Regions from separate parts of the Homo sapiens genome. Here region 2 is linked to region 1. A link is a loop called in an ENCODE intact Hi-C map of the cell type or tissue named here. Cell type or tissue: psoas muscle. All regions are shown on one strand.

Region 1 (2,500 bases):
TATCCATGCCCGTGAAGCAATTAAAACCCAATAACATAGACAGTATTTTTAGACCTCAATTTTTTTTTTTAATATTAACATCACAAGAGAAAAAGTACTCCTGATACAATGTGCCATAATTTTATTCTTTAGGGGCAATCTTGATTTTAGAAACTGCTTAGTTGATCTATTTGGATTATCAATGGTACATTTTCCTTTCATATCTCTTTTATTTTTAATTTACCTTGTTTGTTTTTAGAATCTCAGTACAAGTGAAGGTGTCAGTAAAGAAATGCATCACCTTCAGCGCATGTTCTTACAGAATTGCTGGGAAATTCCTACTTATGGAGCAGCATTTTTCACAGGACAGATATTTACAAAGGCAAGCCCCAGCAATCATAAAGTCATCCCTGTGTATGTAGGAGTGAATATAAAAGGACTTCATCTCCTCAACATGGAAACTAAGGTAGATTTTCAGCTCTTTTTTACCAATCATGTCATATAATAGTTAAAACAACAGTACCAACCTACATGAAGAATTTAGAAATGGCATATATACAAGACTGTTCATTGCAACTCATTCATTACATAAGAGGAAGGGGGACACTAAATCACTGTCAGTAAGGCGTTAATATTATATTACATTTCTGCATTAGAATACCCTTCAGCCATAAAAAAGAATAAAGAGTATTTTTGTGTAGAATGATCTGCAAGATACATTTAATGAAAAAGCAAGGTGCTGAACAATATGTAATATGCTGCCTACTCTTGCTATTAAAATGGGAGGAAATGAGGATGATTTTTACATAAATACATATTGCTTGTATATGCATAAAATATTTCTTGAAGCCTTTAGAGAAGGGAACCAGGTAACTAGGAATAAAAGTAAGGAGGGAAACTTTTCATTACATACCTATCTAGTTCAGGCCACTATAACAAAGCCCTATAGACTGATTGGCTAATGAACAACAGAAGTTTTATTTCTCACAGTTCTAGAAACTGGAAGTCTGAGATCAGCGTGCTAGCGGGGTTGGATTCTAGTGAGAGCGTTTTTCTGGGTTGGAGACTGCTGACATCTCCTTGTAGCCTCATATGGCAGAAAGAATGAGGGAGTTATCTTGGGGTCCCTTTTATAAAGGCATGAATCCCATTCATGTGGGCCCTGCTCTCATAAATTATGGCATAATTACTTCTCAAAGGCTCTACCTCCCAATACCATCACTTTAGGAGTTAGGATTTCAACATACCAATTTTGGGAGGCAGGACACAAACATTCAGTCCATAACAATGCCATTTTGCAACTTGAAAGTTTTAACTGTGTGATTATGTTGCCTGTTTAAAACATTTGTTAGGTTAATTGAAAAAGATGAAAAAAAGAAAAATATTATATGTGACACAAGGGCTTCACTTTGAAAAATTAGAATTAGTACAAGAACCTTTTGGGGAGCAGGATGAAGTATGGAAGGGATTGAATATCCACTAGAATACTTCAGAGCTTCTTTCTTGTTTTTTGTTTTTCACATTTAAACATTTTTTTATTTATGTATTTATTTTTTGAGACAGGGTCTCACTCTGTTCCCCAGGCTGGAGTTCAGTGGTGCAATCATAGCTCACTGCAGCTTTGAACTCATGGACTCAAGCAATCCTCCTACCTCAGCCTCCTGAGTAGCTGGGACTATAGGCACGTAACACCATGCCTGGCTTTTTTTTTTTGTTGTTTTTTGTTTTCTTTCAGAGACAGGATCTTGTTATGTTGCACAGTTTGGTCTCAAACTCCTGGCCTCAAATGATCCTCCTGCCTCAGCTTCCCAAAGTGCTGGGATTACAAGCATGAACCACTGGGTCCCACTCATTTTTTTAATTGATACATAGTAGTTGTACATATTTATGAGGTACATGTCATATTTTGATACATGCATATAATATGTAATGATCAAATCAGGGTAATTAGGAAATTCATCACCTTAAATATTTATCATTTCTTTGTATTGGGAACATTTCAACTTATCTCTTAGCTATTTTGAAATATACAATAAATTATTAACTATAGTCACCCTAGTGTACTATGAAACACGGCAACTTATTCATTCTATCTAACTGTATGTTTGTACCCGTTAACTGACCCTCTCCTTATTCCTACCCTACCCTACCCTTCCCAGCTCTGGTAATCATCATTCAACTCTCTACCTCCTTGACATCAACGTCTCACGTATATGAGAACATAGGGTATTTGACTTTCTGTGCCTGGCTAATTTCACTTAACAAAATGACCTCCAATTCCATTCATGTTGTTGCGAATGCAAGATTTCATTCTTTTTTATGGCTGAATAATATTTCATTGTGCATATATACCACGTTTTCTTTATTCATTCATCTGTTGGGAGACACTTAGGTTGATTCCATATCTTTGCTATTGTGAATAGTGCTGCAGTCAACATGGGGTTGCAGGATCCCACTGATTTCCTTTCCTTTGGAAGAATACTCAGTAGTGAGATTGCTGGTTCATATGGTAGTTTTATTT
Region 2 (2,500 bases), 110 kb after region 1:
TTAGCAATGAAGAAAATGAATGTACGCCAGCCTAAGAAGTAATTTGTCAACCACATTTTTAAATTTTATAATCTTTTATTTATTTACATGTGTGAGCTTGTTCATGGGCTTATTCAGATTTTTTTTTTTTTTTTGAGACAGAGTCTTGCTCTGTCACCGAGGCTGGAGTGCAGTGGCGCGATCTCAGCTCACTGCAAGCTCCACCTCCCAGGTTCATGCCATTGTCCTGCCTCAGCCTCCCAAGTAGCTGGGACTACAGGCACCCGCCACCACGCCTGGCTAATTTTTTTGTACACTTTTAGCAGAGATGGGGTTTCAGCATAGCCAGGATGGTCTCAATCTCCTGACCTCACGATCTGCCGGCCTCAGCCTCCCAAAGTGCTGGGATTACAGGTGTGAGCCACCATGCCCGGCCTTTTTTTTTTTTTTTTTTTTTTTTTTGACAGAGTCTCACTCTGTCACATGGCTGGAGTGTAGTGGCGCCGATCTCGGCTCACCGCAACCTCCGCCGCCCAGGTTCAAGTGATTCTCCTGCCTCAGACTCCCAAGTAGCTGGGACTACAGGTGCCTGCCACTACGCCCAGCTAATTTTTTGTTTTTTTAGTAGAGATAGGGTTTCACCATGTTGGCCAGGCTGGTCTCGATCTCCTGACCTTGTGATTCGCCTGCCTTGGCCTCCCAAAGTGCTGGGATTACAGGCATGAGGCACCACGCCTGGCCCAGATTGTTTTCTAAAAGGCAGCCGTGATTGGATAGGCCAGCTCTGAGTCACCAGCTGCCTGGACCTAGGAAGGCCCTTTTCATAGTTTACACATACCCTGCCAGTATTCCTGCTAAATGAATGAAAACCTAGAAAAAAAAAGCAGACATGCTTCAGTGATGGCACATACCTCCTACTATATAAATATAGAGTATAACCAGCAGAGAATAGAGGGAGAATTAAAAATAACTAATCCTTTTAGAGAGTCTACTAGTAAAATGCATTTTCCTTCAAGTCTTTACCTGGAAATTGCAATGGATACTCTGACGGCCGACCGAAACCTGGTGAAGCCCTTTGGGCGATTGGTGATCACCTCTAGATCCGTGAAAGCTGGCTGCCCCCCCATCCGGGCAAGCAGGGCCAAGGTGGCATCTTCACATTCCTGGAACCCACCCAGTAACAGCAGCAGGTATTTCTTCTGGTAAATGAGAGCCTTTCGAAAACTTTCTGCCCTCAAGTATTTACCATAAATTCTCTATATTTAGGGAAGAGAAGAATGTAAAGACATTAAGAAAACATTCACCCTGCTCTCTAGGGGAAAATAACCTAGATTTTAACAAGTAGTGGTGGTGGTGGTGGTAGTAGTAGTAGTAGTAGTAGTAGTAGTAGTAGTAGTAGTAATAGTAAAACGGCAGGTTCCTATCACTGTTTTCTACTTTATCAGCAAAGTTGAAATTTCAGATAAATTAACCTTTACACTTTTGCCTCTATTAGTCAATGGAGTCTGAATACTAATATTATAGTTAGGCTTCTTGTTTCTTTTAGGTTTTAGCCCTCATTAATCATATTAATTGCAAATATTTTTGTCATCCCAATTTTTTTTTTAATTGTACAGAGCTATTTTTATTAGGGTCACTAATCTATCTATTTATTTATTTATTTATTTATTTATTTATTTTTTTTTTAAATTTATGAGACGGAGTCTCACTCTGTCACCCATACTGGAGTTTAGTGGCGTGATCTCGGCTCACTGCAACCTCCGTCTCCCAGATTCAAGCAATTCTCCTGCCTCAGCCTTCCAAGTGGCTGGGATTACAGGCGCCCACCACCATGCCTGGCTAATTTTTGTATTTCTAGTAGAGATGGGATTTCACCATGTTGGCCAGGCTGATCTCGAACTCCTGACCTCAGTGATCCACCCACCTTGGCCTCCCGAAGTGCTGGGATTACAGGTGTGAGCCACCAGTGCCTGGCCTAATCTAACTTTTTAAATGTTAATGTTTTCTATCCCTTCAGAGTCATAAACTGGAATAAATGTTCCAAAAGTTTTTCTTTTTGTTTTGAATTTTATGTTGACTGATTAAGGTAGTTTTAACAACATTCATTATTAGTCACCGGAGAGGCTTTTCAGAGGGCTTACCATTTTACAGAGTATGATGTTCTTACATTGACAATAGTAGAGCTTTTGTTAGGAGTTGAAAAGATACCATTCTTTTGGTCTATTAGGGATGAAACCAGGGAAAGTGGAACCATGAGCCCAGGCTGCCACTGTGACCATTAATAAAGGTTAATCTGGTCCCAGTCCTGGGCATGCCTTTCCAGAAACCTCTGTGACCTGCATTCATGACAAAGACTGAATAAAAAGACCTAGAGACAAAACCTGAATACTATCTACATTTTTTTTTTTTTTTTGAGACGGAGTCTCACTCTGTGGCCCAGGCTGGAGTGCAGTGGCGCGATCTCGGCTCACTGCAACCTCCGCTTCCTGGGTTCAAGCGATTCTCCTGCCTGGGACAGTAG

What was found. Hi-C counts contacts between places; a loop is a spot of excess contacts. Peaks named below come from ENCODE experiments on the same cell type or tissue, not always from the same donor. Only the 100,000 strongest peaks of a DNase experiment are listed, where the experiment ranks them.
Region 2: a loop joins it to region 1, with 3 times the contacts of the local background. A loop is called at or near these places in 14 of 110 quality-filtered maps.

Annotation. Positions count from the first base shown.
Region 1 is chr7:92,211,140-92,213,639 of GRCh38, reverse strand. KRIT1 (KRIT1 ankyrin repeat containing) reads left to right here. Exons shown (of 19, transcript NM_194454.3): 17 at 239-445. Among named protein-coding and RNA genes, the nearest start is that of MIR1285-1, 8.3 kb to the right of the region's middle. In psoas muscle, no CTCF peak of the experiment used is centred here; no DNase peak of the experiment used is centred here.
Region 2 is chr7:92,101,329-92,103,828 of GRCh38, reverse strand. It overlaps AKAP9 (A-kinase anchoring protein 9), which reads right to left. Exons shown (of 50, transcript NM_005751.5): 46 at 1,003-1,235. Among named protein-coding and RNA genes, the nearest start is that of CYP51A1, 32 kb to the left of the region's middle. In psoas muscle, no CTCF peak of the experiment used is centred here; no DNase peak of the experiment used is centred here.